2 separate regions of the Mus musculus genome follow, and region 1 is linked to region 2. The links are chromatin loops, found by intact Hi-C in ENCODE. Cell type or tissue: heart. All regions are shown on one strand. Each heading gives the region's core, and the rest is flanking DNA. Links, peaks and the distances in the headings are about the cores only.

Evidence for each region. A loop is a pair of places that touch in the nucleus more often than their neighbours do. Peaks named below come from ENCODE experiments on the same cell type or tissue, not always from the same donor. Only the 100,000 strongest peaks of a DNase experiment are listed, where the experiment ranks them.
Region 1: a loop joins it to region 2, with 10 times the contacts of the local background. A loop is called at or near these places in 7 of 42 quality-filtered maps.

What each region holds. Positions count from the first base shown.
Region 1 is chr12:8,997,031-9,007,478 of GRCm38, forward strand. It overlaps Wdr35 (WD repeat domain 35), which reads left to right. Exons shown (of 27, transcript NM_001159527.1): 12 at 6,967-7,111; 13 at 8,733-8,802; 14 at 9,690-9,743. Among named protein-coding and RNA genes, the nearest start is that of Ttc32, 28 kb to the right of the region's middle. In heart, for the core only: CTCF peaks have their summits at 2,061 (motif pointing left), 5,178 and 5,391; no DNase peak of the experiment used is centred there.
Region 2 is chr12:8,636,473-8,646,920 of GRCm38, forward strand. No RefSeq gene overlaps it. Among named protein-coding and RNA genes, the nearest start is that of Pum2, 33 kb to the right of the region's middle. In heart, for the core only: CTCF peaks have their summits at 2,429 (motif pointing right) and 4,379; DNase peaks (open chromatin) are centred at 2,139, 2,429 and 4,589; H3K4me3 peaks cover 1,529 bases; H3K27ac peaks cover 985 bases.

The DNA of each region.
Region 1 (10,448 bases), core at 1,460-9,459, 360 kb after region 2:
ATAACAGTGGCTCTCTGGGGACTTTTAAGCCTTATTATAAGAAACTTATTTAAAACCATTAAAATATTTTCTGCCATTGCAGCTTCCAGAATTAATGTCTCTCTTATAAAATGTACTGCCATATATTAGAAATGGTGACAAACATAATTCAGTCAAAACAGTTGAGAACCCACTGTATTATTTTCTGACTCCGATAAACTACTCATTTACTTTCAGATTCGATATTGAATCTTAAAATCATGTTACTGGGAATGGAGAGAGAGTTAAATGGCTAAGAGCATTTGTTGCTCTTGGAGAGGACCCTGGTTCAATTCTCAGCACTCACATGGTGGCTCACAATGGGCTCCAGTTGTAGGGATTCAGCAGCCTCTTCTGACTTTCCTGGATCCCAGGCATGCGTGTGCTCTGCATATAGAGATACAAGCATAGCATTCATACACGTAAAATAAGATTGATCCTAAAAACAAAGTGGTATGTCTCTTAAATGCATTTTGCTGAGGTCTGGTTAAAACAAATGGTTGTTAAAGATGTAATGGCCTCATGTTTAGGTTTTAGTAACTCATTGTGATATAATGATATATTTAACCTCTTGTCTAATGCATTGTTGCATAAGTATGTTTATATACACATGTGCATATTTATATGTATAATATACACATGCATATATATACATATGCTAAATTCCCTGTTAGTAAAATGCATAGCTTATAATTATTACAGATGTGTCATGTGAGTATATTTGTTATTTCTAGAAGTATTACATCCTTTATTTTGTGTGTGTGCTCAATAGCAAGAGTCCTTACCTACTGAGCCATTTCCCTGAATCAAAGTATTATGTCTTTAAGGTGTGAATTTTGCCAATCTTTACATTGTTGTTTTTTTCTCTCAACACCAAAAGTCTTAATGTAGAGTCATTTGCTATATCCTGGGGTTAAACTCAAAGTAATTTTTATGCCAGGTAGACCATTTTTTTAAAACAAAATTAAACATAAATCCTTCCTCTTCGTTAAATGATAAATACTTGTATTTTTGAGTCTTAAACTTTTTGACGTTTAGTTTCCTTGGATGAAATTTTAACCAACAGTTCATCCATTGGCCCACAGCAAACAGATACGAAGACTCAACATTGTGTTTCATATATATCCCAGACAGTTCTCTTTTAAGATCCCCATGAAGTTTTCATGGAGTCGGGAAACTAACAAAAGCACCAGTTGTAGGAGAGATGCTAATCTGGAATGTCTGATTTGGGCTTTTGCTCTTTATCTTTCTGCTTGACAGTTTCTGTAAAAACCTACAGAAACTTTACATTATACAGAGTACGGATTCTGTACTCAGCAGGAGGCATTCTGTGGCCTCTTTAGGTGCTCTTCTGTGGAGCCAGGACATCACATCCCTTTATGACAGTTGTGAGCCACAGTGTGGTTGGCTGGGAACTGAACTAAGGAAGTGCAGCCCAGGTGCTTCACCGCTGAGTGACCTCACCAACCCCATAATCGATTTAGTATACTTCCTCCTAAGTCCTTCTCACCCTGCCTGTGACTACTACTTTCCTGACTGTGATTGTCTAACTTCTTAAAGATCTATGTCTAGCTGACTTTCATGTCCCCCATCCCCAACAGTGTGCTTGGCCCCGACAAATGTTTCTTGAGTGCATAGACAGTGTTTATGTCATGTCATCTAAATTGAAAGTGATTCTTTAGCAAATCAAAAATATATAATTTCAGACACTATAACAGTCCTTAGGGAAAATAAAGAGATTATGATATTCCTCATGGGATGTATAAATAAATCAAGTTTAGTTAATCAGTTGAGCAACACTTTACTGCTTCTGTGCTGAGTGCCATGTGCCCCAGGTATCATGCTGGTGACTGGGATAAATGGATGTGCGTGTATAAGTATGTCTTATAAGAAATAACTATACAGGGCTGGGGGCTGGAGAGATGACTTAGTGGTTAAGAGCACTGACTGCTTTTCCAGAGGTCCTGAGTTCAATTCCCAGCAACCACATGGTGGCTCACAACCATCTGAAATGGGATCCGATGCCCTCTTCTGGTGGGTCTGAAGACAGCAACAGTGTACTCATATACATAAAATAAATAAATCTTAAAAAAGAAAAAGAAATAAGTAGGCAGTTAAAAAGAAATGTGCCAGGCAGTGGTGGCCCACACCTTTGATTCCAGCACTCAGAAGGCAGAGGCAGGTGGAACTCTCTGAGTTTGAGTCCAGGTTGGTCTACAGATGAGTTCCAGGACAGCTAGGAATACATAGCTGTCTCAAAAATTGAGAACAAAGGAAATCCCTCTAAGTATGTCCTTAGGTGGCATGTAAGGAGAGGATAGCACTGAGAGAGGGAACAAGGCACAGAGTACCCGAGAGTACCAGCCTGCCTGTGCAGCAGTCATTTTGGTGGGTTTCTAGTGATGGTTTCCATGTATTTCTGAGAAGGCTAATTTGATGACAGCATTCCAGTTTTCCAGCTCTTTAAAGTGCTAAGAAATGAATAAGTGGCAAAGCAGGGAAACCATTATGGATGCAGGAATTTATTCAGCCCTCAGCATTAAAATATTACAAGCAGGTTTTTCCTAAATGTGAATTCCTAAATTGTTTTAAATGATTTTACATCTGGGCTTGGCTGTTAACGACTGCCTATTAGTGCTAAGGCTCATTTGAGGGAGGCATTGTTTCTTACATTCTCTCCGCACTAATCTTTCTGCCTAGTTTGAAACTTGTTGCATGTGTATGTTGTATGTGTGTTTGTGCATATGCATGTTCACATGTGTCGGCACACACGTGTGTATGTACGTTGAGGTCTGAAGTTGAAGTTGGAGGTCTTCCTCAATCTCATTCTACTTTAATTTATTGAGGCTGAGCCTCTTGCTAAACTTGGAGTTCTATCTCCTAAAATGTTCCTTTGGGGCTGGAGAGATGGCTTAGCAGTTAAGAACATGGGATGCTCTTCTAGAGAACTTGGGTCTAATTCAGTTCCAGGGGATCAGATGTCCTTTTTTGGCCTCAAGGTGCACCAGGTATGTACGTGGTGCACAGTCATACATGCAGGCAAAATACCCATATACATAAAAAGAAATAAATCTTTAACAAAGTTTACCTTCATTTTCAATATGCTACTTTAATTAATATTTTGATCATGTTTAACCTCCCACCTTGCCCCAATGACTTCTACTTCTCACTTCCAACTTTATCCTTCTGTTTTGTTTTAATAACCTACTGAGTTCAACTTGTACTGTCCATATACTCTTGGGTGTGAAGGTGTCCACTGTAGAGTAGCTCACCTACCATACTAAGATACCTGACTCTCCTTCCTACAGAAGCCATCGACCATCAATCATTCCTTAGGAATGCAGAGTCCTGGGCCCCGCCCCCTCCCACACTACAGTGTTGATTGGCTTGGTCTTGAGCAGGTCTTAGGCAAGCACAGCTGCTGTGAGGCCATGCCTGCAGCGGGCCTGCCATGTCCAGAGGACACTGTTTTACTTTGGTCCTTTTCTGACCTCTTCTCTGATGGTCCCTGAGCTTTGGGGCGGGACTATATGGAGATCACATCTAAGGCTGGTGTGTGGGATTGAATTGATGATCTCTTGTGGCTGAGGACTCCATGAACACTTATTCTCTGTATTTTGATTAGTTGCGAATTTCTGTTCACTGCACAGAGAAACCAACGATGGAGCGCTGTCATAGTTTATGAGTATGAAGAGAAGTGCTCTATGGGTATGAATTCAGAGGACAATTTGTTGTTATGTCCATTTAGTAGCATAATAACATTAGGTCTATCCCTAGGTTTGCAGACTTCCTAACCAGATTTTTAGTACCAGTGCTCCTCTGTGGATCAAGCAGCAGTTTGTTAGCCTGCTACCATCTGTGTCGCTGTTACATCATGGGTACATGCCAATCATTAGTGTAGCTCACGGGTTCACAGCTGGGTGAGGCTGTCCATGCCTCTCCCTCAGCAGCAACTACAAGGTACAGCAGCACCTTCTAGTCCTGTGAAAGCTTGTAGGAGCAAAGAGGCTTCCTGGTCATTACCAATGGGCTTCTTCATGTCCTGTGCTCAAACTGTGTATTACCTTTACCAATAGAGCCCTCCTATCAAACTGTGATTGGCGACCTCATCTTCATTTACTTATACATTTAGTTGGACTTTAATTCATCTTTTAATGAAAGTCTATCAGAATTTATACGATGGCATTATGTTCCCATTTGAATTTATCGAGAGTGCTAGTACATTAATTGAAAGTATTTTCTGATATATATTTATATTTATTCTGAGTATTTTACATTATAAAAATTCATATAGAAAATGAAAATAAAAACAGTGATACCTACCATGCCTAATGGGTCCTGATGTTTATTGAGGGCCATTCTACTTCAGCGATTCTGAGCACAGATTCAAGAGCCGTAGAGGACCTGAGTTTAAGTCCCACTTGCCCACTGTCTAGCTGTATAACATAGATAAGTTATAATTGCTTCATAACCAGGTAGTTTTTTTTAAACTGATAACTAATGATAGCACTGTCCGCCTTATACAGTGGCTGTGAGTTAATGCATATAATGTGTTTACAAGAGTGCTTGCATGTATTTAAAATTATTAAGCATTTAAAATTACTAAGCATGTACCGTGTTATCCTTTATTTTCTCTTTTAATCCTTAAAACAGTTCTATAGAGCTGATATTGTTATTTTCAATTGGCAGGTAAACTGAGGTTCAGAGAGAGAAACATAATTGTTAACATCATAATTATGAAGTGTTTGCAATTTGAATCCAAGAAGCCCGACTTGTCTTTTGAACCAGTAACATTTTAATTTTGAATTAATCAGGATAGCAATAAATTCTCATATTCATGAAGTATTAAGAATAAAGAACATGGGGGAGTGGAAAGTGTGATCAGAATAAATTGTATGGAAAAAAAAGAATAAAAGGACATGAATGTAACTCATAATTGTAATTAAACACTGGTTGAGAAATATGCTTTGGAAATGTCATATTTTACCAGGAAGCAGTAAAGGTTGGTGAACCTCAAACCAATTAGAGTGCAATTACCAGAATTGAAATATTCATGGTGAATTTACTAAATATTTATTAGATTTAGTAAAGTCAGTGAGAAGACAACCTGGCTGGCTTTAGCACCCTCTGGAGGTTTGGCTGCCATTTCACCAGGCTTTGATTTTGTGCAAGGCAATGAAAGCTTCGTGCTCCCTCTAGAGGTCACTAATAGTATATGATTTGCTTTGAACAGAAAAACTTTGAAAGCCTGAAATTAAAAAAAAAAAAAAAAAAAAAAAAAAATCCGACACAACTTTATTGAGTTTGAGTTCCTGAGTTGTCAATCTACTCAGTTAATAGTACGCTGCCAGGGGGAGCGTCTACTGTTCAGTTTCTAAGTGTCCTGCTGCCAAAACATGCCCCTGGCTAGTTGTGTGACAAACGTCCAACACTGGCCTCATTGCTTTGCAGTATAAGCAGAAACAGTTCACAGTGTTTGATTATTCATGAGCTCAGAAAAGAGAGTAATGCCCCTTACAGAGAGCTGCTTTGCTTTCATATATTTTGTTTGCATATTTAACTTTATCTTAGTATTATTCTATGAGTTTAGGTGATTATTTTACTGTTTAGTCTCCCATCTTTTAATCCACTGTTGGAGTTGCTGAGGCGCTTTGCTTCACAAAAGCATACCCAAGAGGTGGTCAGTGACATGTCTGCCTAGCAGCATGACACTTGGGCTGTGTCTTCTCGTTTGCTAAGTGAAGTGGAAATGCAGTACAAATGAGAGCAAGAACAAAAAGATAAATGTTTAGATCTGGCTGTAATTGGTACTGAGGAGGGGAGAAAGAGATTGGGTTCAACAGCTGGTGGATATCTGAGTTGTTTCCACATGTTGGGTCTATGTGGAACACTGTTTTGAGCACCTGACTGTAAATTTGTGTGTGTGTGTTTGCTTCTCTTAGACATACACCGTGGAGCAGAATTGCTAGGTAATGTGTAACTCTGTAGTCAACATTTTGAGAAACTTTGGAAGGTTCTTTTAGAGTATTTTACATTTTCATTTTTTTCTCTATGCCCTGATCAATTCTTGCCTTACTTTTTAAAATTCTAGCTATGCTAGTGAGGATCATGTGACATGCCAGGTAGCTTCCATGTTCAGTGAGGATCATGTGACACGCCAGTTGTAGCTTCCATGTTCAGTGAGGATCATGTGACACACCAGGTTTTGGTGGCTAATGATGCTGGTTATGTTTTCATGAGTATTTGTGTGTCTTATTGGAGAAGTGTTCACTTAGATTCTTTGCCTTCTTAAAAGTTTTTCTTTTGTTAAATATTTTTTTGGACAGTCTTATATGTATGTTTATAACCATTAATTCCTTATAAGATTCAATTTCTTTATTTTTGTTACATCATTTTTGGTGTCATGCCTAAGGCATCAACTGTTGCCTAACCCTGACTCACAAAGATTTACTTCTGGGGCTGGAGAGATGGCTCCGTGGTTAAGAGTGTTGGCTGCTCTTTCAGAGGACCTGGGTTCAATTCCCAGCAATTATGTGGTTCTAACTCGAGAGGATCTAACACCTTCACATAGACACATATGCAGGAAAAACACTCATGCACATAAAGTAATAGACTACTTAAAAGGCTGCTCCTCTTTCTTTCCGTGACACTGAGGATTGAGTGACTTCTCCCACGCGGAGCAAATGCGCTTCCACTGACCCCTATACTCGTAAGGACTCTTTAAAAAGGCCTGGGGTTTTAGCTCTTGATCCTTGTACATCGCAGATCCATTTTACTTAATATTTTTTGTGTGATCCTAGTAACTTTAGATTCTTGCCTGATTTGAGAGACTGTCTGTGCATATTTCAAGACTGGGTTTATTATTTCTAAAATGAGGAGTTGGGCTCAGTGGTGTGAAGTTGTTTCTGTGTAACTATAGCTTAGCTGTCTTTCTGTTCCTTTTAATAGTACCATTATTTGTTGCAATGACCAAAACCCATGTGATAGCAGCTTCAAAAGAAGCATTTTATACCTGGCAATATCGTGTGGCAAAGAAGCTCACAGCACTGGAAATTAATCAGATCACACGGTCTCGAAAAGAAGGAAGAGAAAGGTATGTTTTTTGATATATATTTAATAAGCAACTATACCGTATTGGATCCAGACATAGTTAATTATCTATTGCCATTCTTGAGAAATATACATTGCCTTGATTAATAGAAGTCCTTTTTTTTTTTTTTTTTTTTTTTTTTTTTTTTGGTTTTCTGAGACAGGGTTTCAGGGTTTCTCTGTATAGCCCTGGCTGTCCTGGAACTCACTCTGTAGACCAGGCTGGCCTCGAACTCAGAAATCCGCCTGCCTCTGCCTCCTGAGTGCTGGGATTAAAGGCGTGTGCCACCACAACAGGCTCATAATAGAAGTACTTTTGTTTAATTTGAATATCTTTTAAAAGGATCTATTTAAATTTATCAAAGTAAAAGAAAGTTGGCATGGTGTAAACAAAACAGATTTTTTTTTTGATATTGATAAAGACTGGAAATCTGTGAGGATTTATTTGGTTAGGAAATAGCTGTGTGACCTACTCCACATAGTAGTGGTACACTGAAATTACTGTCATTCAGTTAAAAAATGAGTATCTTACTGAAGCCTCATTCCCATAGGTTAGTTGTATCGGGGTCTTTCTAGGAGGTGACCCTAGCATCAATCAGAAGTAGATGCTTGTCCTTACACACAGGCATAGAGATGCTTGCCCTTACACACAGGCATGGAGATGCTTGCCCTTACACACAGGCATAGAGATGCTTGCCCTTACACACAGGCATGGAGATGCTTGTCCTTACACACAGGCATGGAGGTGCTTGCCCTTACACACAGGCATGGAGATGCTTGCCCTTACACACAGGCATGGAGATGCTTGCCCTTACACACAGGCATGGAGATGCTTGCCCTTACACACAGGCATAGAGATGCTTGCCCTTACACACAGGCATGGAGATGCTTGCCCTTACACACAGGCATGGAGATGCTTGCCCTTACACACAGGCATGGAGATGCTTGTCCTTACACACAGGCATGGAGGAGGGCTTTAGGGAGAGGTGAACTGGGCATGTGGCTTCTTTCCAAAGACTTGGATTCCAGGAGTCTACATTGGAGTGGTTCTGGTAAGTGGGCATAAAGAGGACTCTGCCATTCAGACACATGAGGACAAAGGGACTCCTGAAGTAAGCTTCAACATGAAGATGTGTAAATGTGTTTGGTAAACAACAGGAAGTTCTGTATGAAGTTATTACTTCACAATCCTGAAGTTGTAGTGGACAGGAGGATAAGGCTGGAGGATTCTGAGTTTGAGACATACCAAGGCTACTTAGAGAGAGACTATAAGCAAGCAAGCAAGCAAACAAGCAAGCAAATAAATTAATAAACGGACAGTTACTCTTGATCAGCAGTCAGGCAAAAATCTCACAGCTTAATGGATTTTATTGGGACTGCATAGCTTGGTTGTTCACAGTGGGGATGGCTTTGTTGAACAGATGACTTATATAGCTCTAAATCTTCGCTGGGTAGTTTCTCCTTTTGTGAGATTCAGCCATATCAAGAACTCTTTAAAAAAAAAAAATCAGGGTTTTCCTGTTAGATAAGAATGTTCACTGTAGTCGTTCAGTCCTTAGTTGTAGAGATCATGAAGCAATATAACCCTCCCTTTCTTCACGCTTGTGGTTTGCTCTTTCTAACAGAATTTATCACGTTGATGATGTCCCTTCCGGATCTGTGGATGGGGTGTTTGATTACAGTAAAGCCATTCAAGTAGGTGGTTTGATTTTCGTCAGCGTTACTGTCTGAAGATAAGGAAACGTAATTTTATTAGGGACTCGATCAAGAATGTGGGTCTAGTAAATAGGGCACCACTTTACAATTCCTTAAACACTGTCACATCTGCTTTTTACATGGTGGCTCGGGACCCAACTCAGGGCCTCCGGCTTGGGCAGCAGGCACTTACCTTCTCAGCAGTCTTTGCAGTCCCAAGTTTAAAATGTTCTAAGTTTATGGCTTTGTGACTTTCGGGCTGCATTTACAGCTCTCTTGGGCCACAGCTGTCTGTGAGCTGTGCTGACGGAAATGTTAATAATTTTACCACGTAAGGAACTTTCTCCATGCTCTTCCCTCTCTCATGCTCCTCAGCTGAGAGATCAGTCTGCCCCTGTAGTTCTCCAGAGAGAACAGTGACTTCTGGCTGACTGGTTTGTTAGATATAAGGAACTATGGTGCCTGGCTTTTCTTGCTAAGCACGATGCTCGTCATTAGATCCTGGTGGTTGCAGGACTCTCCTATTTACCCTTCTGGTGTCACGTGCTTACCCCTGAGCACAGCTCTAATAGCTAAGCTTAGGTGTTTCCCCATCTACTTCTCCCTATGTGTTTCTATAATCCACTTGTATCTCTTTTAATAGAGTATTTATAGTTAGATGTTTAATTTATAGTCTTTGGAAGATGCTTTTAAGTAATCTCTTGGAGATCAAGATTTCATTGAAGTAGCATTAGTATTTACTTTAGTGATTGACACATAGTAGGTGCTTAGTAAATAAAATTGTTATATTGGCAAATGTATTACTATATGTTTTAATAATTGCATATGAGTTTTGGATGTCCTTTGTTATTCAATAAATATTACATAAAATGATCGGTTAATTTTAGGGTACAAGGGATCCAATTTGTGCCATTACTGCATCTGATAAGACATTGATTGTGGTAAGTTGAAATAAATTCATTTTATGAATAGTAATTGTTTAAGTTACAGAGCAAGGGTAAATCAAGCATTTTGGATTTAGACTATCATCTTGTGGATGTCCTGTGTTTCTCTAAATCTGAAGAAATGAGGACGTTCTGAAGCTTGTGCACATATTATTAATCATCTGCAAAAATAGTAACGACTTATAAAACCAGCAGGGCGATGGTCAGCCGAGAAGAGACACAGTCATAAAAGTTAGAATGAACCGGTGTATTTTCCAGCCAGTGAAGTTGAGGAGTCCTGGCAATATTTTGCTAACATTTAAAAACAGAAGCAGTGGTATCCTGTTTTTTTTTTGAGCTCTGACGTTTGAAAACATGAACTTCAAAAGTCGCTGATTGAGCAGTGTGTTTGCGTTGCACCAGCAGAGGCTGCCCTGTTCCCTGCTGAGTTCTCTAGCAGTCAGCTCAGTTTGTGGGGAAAGGCTCTTAAGGAGCCTGTATCCTATGGCTTTCCTGCTTTCCTGATAGGCTGTGCTTGAGCATCACACTGAGGGATCCTTGCTCTCTGGCTAAAAAGGGCAGGAAAAGAGGAACTATATAGCCCTCCCTCTCTTGCCCATTGCCCCACATGGCTCAAGTGCAGAAGAGTTTGAAAGCTCGTCATAGCCCCTGCTTCTCTGCTGCATCTGCTGCTGATCGTACATTGTCATGCCTGTCCAGGAA
Region 2 (10,448 bases), core at 1,022-9,021:
CAAGCTCATATATAATGTATGTATATATGTATATATTTATACATATTTTATATATTTTAATTTCATTAATTATAAATATATATTTATAGTATATGAAACATATTTCATATATATTTATATAAAAATATTTATAAATATAAAATGTATATAAATTAAACATATAATATATTACATACTTTAATATATATCATATATAATTATATATATTGTTATATATACATTATATAAGATAATTATATCTAATATATACATAAACATAAATATATACTTAAACTATTTATGTTATTTACATTATATCTAATATATTATAGATATATATATGCAATATGTATATTAATATTGATAAATATATGATATATACATAAATTTCAATATATAAGTGAACATATGTGAATGTATGTGTAAGTTTAAGGGTTTGTATAAAAACTGATAAATATAAAAAGACAAATGTTTACCTATAAACCATACATTATAATCCATAGACATAATATAGATTCAGGAAGTGACTCCACCGTGACAGGACGTGGCCATACCATGACCAGACATGAGAATACTGGGATAGGAAGTGGCTGCACAGTGACAGGAAGTGATTATACCCTGACCGGAAGTGACCATGTTGTCACATGAAGCGACCACACCATGACCAGAAGGGACTGGAAGTGACCGTGTCGTCACAGGAAGTGGCTACAGCATGACCAGAAGTGACCGTATCATAACTGGAAGTGGCCGTAACATCAGGATTTTCTTCCTGTTTTTGTTGTTTCTCAGCGTCGGTATGGTTTTGGAGTAGGCAAACCTGCCTGAGTCGTACAGAGCATCGAGGCCGAGGCACCAGGTGTTGGGAACCGCTGTGCTGTGCAGTGGGCCTTGCTTGGACTTATCTTGTATAAAATTATTTTATTATATATTAGATATATGTTATATTATATATCATTTTTAAATATATATTTTATTATATATTACTCATGTATATATACACATTATATATTATATATTTTCTGCTATTATATTGTAATATACTGTCCTTCATGTTACATACACTACATATTATCACACGTTACAGATCACTTTTATTATATAAAAAAACTTTTTAAAAAGTATTCAGAAGTACAAACTCTGGACCGCGGACGCAGCCATCCAGAAAAATATAAATTTGAAGTTAAAATTTAAAATATTATTATTATTACTATTATTATCATTATTATTTTAAATGTGAAAAATTGTTATAAAAGCATATGTTGTACTATATATTATTATCATGTTATATATTACGTTCCTTAGTGTTATCGCATCCTTATATACTGTGTCTCGCTTGGTGTCTGCTGACCCCTAACACCCTGTTTTCCATTTTATATTCCTGCACAAACATGACCAAGAAGCACTTGGAGAAGAAAGGTTTTATTCAGCTTAGTCTTTCACATTGCTGTTCATCACCAAAGGAAGTCAGGACTGGAACTCAAGCAGGTCAGGAAGCAGGAGCTGATGCACAGGCCATGGAGGGATGTTCTTTACTGGCTTGCCTCCCCTGGCTTGCTCAGCCTGCTCTCTTATAGAAGCCAAGATTACCAGCCCAGAGATGGTCCCACCCACAAGGGGCCTTTCCCCCTTGATCACTAATTGAGAAAATGCCTTACAGCTGGATCTCATGGAGGCATTTCCTCAGCTGAAGCTCCTCTCTCTGTGACAACTCCAGCCTGTGTCAAGTTGACACACAAAACCAGCCAATACAATTGACCCCTTGTCAACTTGACACACAAACACATCCCTAGTAAGCCTCAACCCTTAGTTCTTAAAAAGTCCCACAATCTTTACATATTAAAAGTTCAATCCTCTAAAAATATCCAATATCTTTTAAAATCTAAAGTCTTTACAATTAAGTCTCTTAACTGTGGGATCCACTAAAATACTTCCTTCCCTCACATGTACACATATATAGCAGCAGCACACCGCGGTGCCTAAAACCTGTGGTCAGTTTTTTATGTTGGCAGCGCAGGGGGGCGGGAAGGGATGAAAGCAGGTGTGACACTGAGGCAGGGGGATTCCCTTGAGTAAGGACGAAGCTGAGGCAGGGGGATGACATGGTGATGTAGCCACCCTCTCAATCTGCCTGTCAATCACCAGCTCCGCCCACTCAGCTGTGCTCACCAATCAGAAAAAAAACTCAGCTGGGCGGTGGTGGCCCACGCCTTTCATCCCAGCACTTGGGAGGCAGAGGCAGGCGGAATTTCTGAGTTAAAGGCCAGCCTGGTCTACAGAGTGAGTTCTAGGACAGTAGGGCTATACAGAGAAACCCTGCCTCAAGAAAAAACAAAAACAAAAAACAAACACACACACACACACACACACACACACACTCTCTCTCTCTCTCTCTCTCTCTCTCTCTCTTTCTCACAAAAAGGGGAGCATTGCAGTGACAACCTTTCGCCACCAGGTGGCAGGCCAGAGCATCTGTCTCAGGGTTAAGCCCAGAGACACCAAGTATGGGGAAAACCAACATTATGGACTGGTGAGATGGCTCAGTGGTTAAGAGCACTGACTGCTCTTCTGAAGTCCTGAGTTCAAATCCCAGCAACCACATGGTGGCTCACAACCATCCATAAAGAGATCTGACACCCCTCTTCTGGTGCATCTGAAGACAGCTAGAGTGTAGTTAGATATAATAATAAATAAATCTTAAAAAAACCAAAATATAGAGAAATAGATAGATGGATAAATAAATAAATATTAAACATTCAAAAATTAAAAATAAAAAATAATTAGAAAAAATAACAACCCAGTCTCAAAAAAAAAAAAAAAAACAAAAAAGAAAGAAAAAAAAAGGATTTTTCTTTTGATAGGGGACTAATATCCAATATATACAAAGAGCTCAAGAAGCTAGACTCCAGAAATTCAAATAATCCCATTAAAAAATGGGGTTCAGAGCTAAACAAAGAATTCTCACCTGAGGAATATCGAATGGCTGAGAAGCACCTGAAAAGGTGTTCAACATCCTTAATCATCAGGGAAATGCAAATCAAAACAACCCTGAGATTCCACCTCACACCAGTCAGAATGGCTAAGATCAAAAATTCAGGTGACAGCAGATGCTGGCGAGGATGTGGAGAAAGAGGAACACTCCTCCATTGTTGGTGGGATTGCAAGCTTGTACAAGCACTCTGGAAGTCAGTCTGGAAGATCCTCAGAAAATTGGACATAGTACTGCCGGTAGATCCAGCAATGCCTCTCCTGGGCATATACCCAGAAGAAGTTCCAACTGGTAATAAGAACACATGCTCCACTATGTTCATAGCAGCCTTATTTATAATAGCCAGAAGCTGGAAAGAACCCAGATGTCCCTCAACAGAAGAATGGATACAGAAAATGTGGTACATGTACACAATGGAGTATTACTCAGCTATTAAAAACAATGGATTTATGAAAGTCTTGGACAAATGGATGTATCTGGAGGATATCATCCTTAGTGAGGTAACCCAATCACAAAAGAAGTCATTAGGTAGGCACTCACTGATAAGTGGATATTAGCCCAGAAACATAGAACACCCAAGATACAATTTGCAAAACACAAGAAAATCAAGCAGAGGGAAGACCAATGGGTGGATACTTCATTTCTCCTTAGATTGGGAACAAAATACTAAAAGGAGTTACAGAGACAAAGTTTGGCGCTAAGACGAAAGGATGGACCATCCAGAGACTACCCCACCTGGGGATCCATCCCACAATCAGCCACCAAACCCAAACACTATTGCACAATGCCTGATAGATTTTGCTGAAAGGACCCTGTTATAGCTGTCTTATATGAGGCTATGTCAGTGCATGGCAAATACAGAAGTGGATGCTCACAGTCATCTATAAGATGGAACACAGGGCCCCCAATGAAGAAGCTAGAGTAAGCACCCAAGGAGCTGAAGGGGTCTGCACCCCTATAGGTGGAACAACAATAGAACTAACCAGTACCCCCAGAGCTCATATCTCCAGCTGCATATGTAGCAGAAGATGGCCTAGTCGGCCATCACTGGGAAGAGAGGCCCCTTGGTATTGCAAACTTTATATACCCCAATACAGGGAAGAACCGGGAGTGGGAAGGTAGGGGAGCAGGGCAGAGGGAGGGTATAGAAAACTTTCCGGATAGCATTTGAAATGTATATAAAGAAAATATCTAATAAAAATAAATAAATTAAATAAATAAAGTCTAGTCCCATGAAAAAGAAAACAAAAACAAAAAACAAAAAACAAAAAAATCAACCCAGTCTCGAAAAAAAAAAAAAAAAGAAAAAGGGGGCGAGGCTCAGAGGACCCAAAGCCGGAACAGAACTACAACTCCCAGCATGCCTCGAGGCTGAGGCAGGGACATGCCCGCCACTGCACTGACCTGAGATGGCGGGAGAGAGACTTCCTGTCCACGGCCAGTGACTGCCTGCTTCCAATCCGCTGTCCCCGGGACAGCGGCGCTCACGGCGGCGGCGGAGAGACCCTGGCGGGCCGTTTTCGGGTGGCAGCGGCGGGAAAACAGGAGGCTCGGGTCTGTGCACGCGCTCTGCTTGAGAGTGCTGGTCTGTGGCGGGAAGTCCCGCCCACTCCGCTGTGATTGACGGCAGCAGCTTCCAATCGGGAAGCTTCCCCACTCACTGTTTCCAGGAGCAGGGAACAGCGCCAGAAGTCCCGCCCGCCCGACCGTGACTGACAGCCCCAGAGACTGAAACCGCCCCCCCCCGCCCCCCGCAGAGAGATCCGCGTCTGCAAAGACAAGGGCGGGCGGCCGTGATTTTTATATAAAATAAAAAAAGTCTCGTGTGCTTATCGTGTGGGAGCTCACGCTGTAGCCCAGGTTGACCTCGAACTCAGAGATCCACTGCCTCTGCCTCGTCCCAAGTGCTGCTGGGATGAAAAGCGTGTGCCACCCCTGCCTGGAGACCCTAAAACTCTTAAACCCCAAAAATAAAACCCTAGCATTTTAAATAAAAATACTCAAGAGCACTAAACACTACTCTTTAAAAAAGCAGCAAAACCCTGACACCCCCCAAAAAACTCTAAATGTCTGGGGCGAGGCCGGAGCGCTCAGAGGTCCTGTCACTCGATTCCCAGAGACCCCCACGCAGGCTCACACCCTGTGCAGCTATAGTGAGCTCACATAGACGCGAGATAGATGAATAAATCTTATAAAAATCACCTGAGACACACGAGAACCCGTCCTGTACTGGGGCTTCAGAAATACTGAAACAAAAGAATGCAAACGGGAAAAAGCATCCTTCTTTGCATAGGTTTAATAAATTACTAAGGGTGCCATCCTTGGGTCGCTGACATCTTGTCTTCATAGGAACTAGACTAGAAAGAAAACCACTCAATGTCTGTAGCTATTTCCCAGCCTTAATGATGTAAAATATTGTACTTCTTTATAAACAGGCTGTTGACCCTACTTTAACTCAATGGACTGCTAGAATCAAGAATTATTCTATCAGAGAGCACAGACAGATCAGACACGCTGGCTGCACAGCATATTCAGAACTTCCAAGGGATTTATTAATCAGAGCAGGGCATTGTAGGCCTTAGCCTGGCTCACAGAACCAAAAGTAGTCACCCAGCTTGTGGAACAGGACTTTGCTATACAAGTAGTCACCCCTGTTCATGTCTTTGTTCTCTATGCCCTTTGTTACCCATAGTAATCTGTGGACAGAAACTATTGAATGGAAAATTCCCAAAATAATTCATACATTTGTTCTATTTTATTTGTAGTAGTTGTGGCTGATTGCTAGTGCCTAATTTGTCAATTAAGTTTTATCATAGGTATTATATAGAGGGCACACATAATCTATCCAGTCCATGGCTGCATAAGCCATGGGTTCAGGCTTGTGCATAGAACCCCAGAGTAGGCAGTTGAGATTTACAGATATACTTAATGTTGATCAGTCTGTCCACCAGACCCAAACCAAGAAACAAGCAGATAATTCTGGCACTGGGAAATTTAGAAACATGAGGAAGGGGAGACCTTTGGATGGAGTCATTGTTAAAACTGTGAAGCCACACAGTAAGGACAGGAGCCAAGATGGATAAGCTGTAACAGCAAAGAATATGCAATAGTTAGAGTCATCCCTCTTGGGAAAATACTGTCGCTGCTCCCAAATCTGGTTTTTTAAATTTGTTTGTTTGTTTGTTTGTTTATCAAGCAATCATATGTACGTGTGTTTGTCTTTGTGTGGCTGTACACATGTGAGTGTAGGTGCATGTAGAGAGGTCAGAGATTTTCATATTCCCTGGAGATGCAGTTAAAGGTGGTTATGAACCTTGTGACATGGATTCTGGGAATCTATCTTAGATCTTCTAAAAGTTCCCTACATGTTCTTATCCTCTGAGGCATCTCTCCAGCCACACATGTATACAATACACACACACACACACACACACACACACTTAAAAATTCAATGGAAAACTTCTGATCATCCCTCTCAGCACCCCAAATCCACTTGTCTTCTGTGGTGGGTTCAATATATTTTTTCCTATCCTCAGATCATTGTTTTACTGATGGACTGACAGAGGTTCAGTTAATTTGTTCTCATCATTAAATTTGGTACATTTTGTGGCTTTTAAGGGTAATATCAGTTGAAGAATAAACCCCCCCTTTGGTCTGATAGATTGATTTAAAAACCTCTATCTTGTATCTGCCTTTCAATACCACCATCATATCTGGCATTTCATGCATTATAAAGTGTCAAATGGGTTTTAAATGCCCCCATTCCATGATGGGAGACACAAACAGAATAATTAATCACTGTGAAGAGTGTCGAAACATAAAGTAGGTTATCCAGAAATGTAGCCTCTTGAGCAAGTGCACTGTGGATATCAGTCACAGTGATGTCATCAGAACTTCAATAATGAATTGGGGAGTAATACAATTCCAACATTAACAGGGAAAAAACAAAATTGTAGAAGTTGCCAATATGGTCAAAAAGTATGAAGTGTGTGTATTTTTTCATTAATTGAAGGGACATTTATTGGGTGCTTAGTATTGATAACCTGAATGACTGACATGTGTATCATGTGATTGGAGTCCAAAGGTTGACATTGAGTGCTTGCCCCCATTGTACTGTGTTTGATTTTGTTTTGCATTTGTCTGTTTGTTTGTTTTGCTGGCTTTTGGAGGGGGGTGGGGCATGTTGTTTGCTGGAAACAGAGTCTCTCAATGACCCTGGAGTTCTCCAGATCAGTTTAACTATCCGGCCAGTGAGGTCCAGGGCTCTCCTGTCTTCACCTCCCCAGCTCTAGGATATCGATATGGGCCACCATGCCTGAGCTTTTACATGGGTGATGGAGATCTGAATCCAGGTCCCTCTGATCCTGTGCTGTGCATTTTACTGGCTGAATAGTGTGTGTGTGTGTGTGTGTGTGTGTGTGTGTGTGTGTGTGTGTGGTGTGCATGAGTGTGCGCTAATGCAGGTGACCAAATCAGAAATAGGGCAGAGGCATTGAATGTCCTGGATTTGGAGTCATTTGCAGTTGTGAGCCACAGGGCAAGCATGAGTGCTGGGATCCAAACGCAGGTCTTCCTGAAGACTCTTCTAAGACTGAGTACTCTAAACTACTGGATTCTTTCCAGCTCCCCGAGAGCTTATATCCAAAGGAGATGTATACAGCTTTCTTGACAAATGCAAACCCCATATTACACATTTAACTCTTTTATGCTTAGCACATAAAGACACTATGCATTCTCTCCCCTATACATGCTCAACTGGTTATTTCCAGTTATTTTAACTATCTATCACAAAACTGAGAATTCTGAGTTACTGAAGAGGCAAGCCATGTCACCAGCTCATTAGAGACACCTTTGGGCCCCAAACAGGCTCATTTTCTCTTAGATCTTTCTCAGTCCCAACAAGCTTGGTGTTCTCATTTCTAACACAGCTGTTCAATAATCTCATTATCTCACTAAGAAACAAAAGGTGTTCCAACAGCAAGGGAGTGTTGAAAGTGAAACATGGAACGCATTAGACCCTTTAGGCCAGGCACAAACACTACAGTCCCTGAGTCACTAGGAGAGACCACGTTATGTCCAGCACATTCTATTAGGACATGCACAATTCAGTGGAGAAAAGCATTTCCTCTAAACATTGATATTTTATGGGCTTCTTCCAATAATATTGGTAACTACGAGATATTCTTATGGAAAGACACTCATCGCATACCACCAAATGCCTCATTATTAAATTTTATGATTCTATGGTTTTGAAAGAAAAGTATGGATTAGGGGGGTGAATTAGGATGAACTAGGAGATGGCTCAGAGGATAAGAGCATTTGCTGTACAAGTATGGGCCCTGAGATCAGATCTCCGTCACCTCATTAAAAGCCCCTCGCAACAGCACTTTCCTGTCACCTGCTAAGGAGTAGAAACAGGAGAATCCCAGGGACTTGCTGGCCAGAAAGTCTAATCAGAACAGTGAGCGTCTGGTTCAGTACGAGTCCCTGTCTCAAAAACTAAGGTGGAGCGTGACTGAGGAAGACGCCCACCATCTAGCTCTGACCTCTAGTCACATACACACAGGTTCAGACACCAGTACACAAACAGGCATATGCCACACATTCACACACAAAAAAGAAAAGCATAAATTGGGTGATAATAATAGAATATACTATTCTATTATTGGATGATAATAATAGAGTGATGAATAAATAATTCATACTTTTTTCAGCAATCGAAACTTTTTTTGTTCTAAAAACAATACTTTTGGGAGCAGAGGAGAGAGCCTTTTCATTCAGAAACAGAGGATGGGGGTCTGTTTTCAGCACAAATTACCCTGAGTTGTGATATAAACATTCATATGACCTTTCTTTCTTCATCTAATTCAAGAGTGTTGGTGGAAGTGACTGTAATTTTCAGGAAGCTCCAAAGACTTAAACATAGCTTGTTGCCACCTGCACTCCTGGCTTATAAAGCCACTGAAGGGAGGAGACAGACTCTCAGGAATCAAGAAACAATGTGAAAGCAAGGTCACTTGACAGTCTCAAAAGCAGAGCTGTTCTGTAATTCACCTACTTGTCCCCGTGGTGCTGAGAACCCATGAATGTAACCTCAGAGAGAAGGCCACTTCATGGACATGGAATGATACGAGTCATAGATCCCTTTGCAAGACAATATGAAAAGGACTTATAAGACTCTTTAGACTCCTTCAGGCTTGGTAGCAACTAGTGCACATTACTATAGAAAGTGAATGGATGCTTTGAGGATATATATGAGTGTTCAAAGTGGGAAAAAAAACCTCTCCAATATTTCCACATTTACTTATTAAAACGTGCTATCAAAACTGAAGAGGAGTTGAAGTCTTCCACTGTCTGACTCCCAGCTTTTCTATAAGGTTATAGTAATGAACTCAATGTGGAATGTACGTAGACACAAACACAGAAGACTGAGAAGTAGACCCATCGTCAAGGGAGAAAATGTCATTACACATGGTATTGGTGGATGACAGAGATGGGTCATGGTTAAAGTACTTGCCAGGCAAGCATGACAACCTGAGTTCAACTCCCTGGGCCAATGGGGGAAGGAAACTTTAAAAATATGTCCTCTGACCTCCATATGCATACTGTGGTACATTTACATGTATGTGCACATGTGTACACACACACACACCACCACCACCACCACCACCATTATCATAAAGTGAATAAATTTAGTGACGTGGAAAGTGAGATTCTATATGCAAAAAGAAACAGTCTTTTGAGCAGCCAATATACAATTACCGAATCTTAATTGAGAAATCCTCTTTCTTTATAGAAAGAGTTGCCTGTAGGAGTAGAAAGACTTCAATCTATATCTGCCAATATTTTAACATTACAGATGAGAAGCCTGGGTTCAATAGAAGTAATTGGGCTCCTGATACTCACTGCATCAGTTAGACATCCGACTTATAGTTTGCACAGATCTTTTTCCAGGGCACCTGCTTCCAAAGGAAATATCTCTAGCAACTGAGCACAAGGGAGGACCTAGACATCACAGACTCTTGCTTCTGGCTCTGTGGCCATTTTAGCACCTTTCAAGCTACTAATTGCCAATAGCTCTAAGGAGTTGGGGATGGGACTTTGTGCCCATCTCCACTCTCCATGATGGAATTTTGCCTGGCTTGAGCTTCCTCAAGTCTTATATATGCTATCACAAGTGCTATGATTTCATATGTTCAACTGCCCTGCTATATAAAGGTTGTCAGAGGTAGTAATCTATGAATATAATCCTAAGTCATTAAGAAACGGTTTGCTAGATGTCCATTTAGCTGAGTAATAGTAGATTCTCCTCTAGGGCCTATAACCTGTTTAGCCACAAGTTCTTGGTCCCCCAAACGGTGCAAGGAATGACTTTCAGCTTGTAGAGTGGGTCTTGAATCCAATCAGAAAAGAATTGGTTGCTCCAATGATATTCTTACCCATCACTGCACCAGTGGGCACGGCTCTCCAGGCTGATCATTGT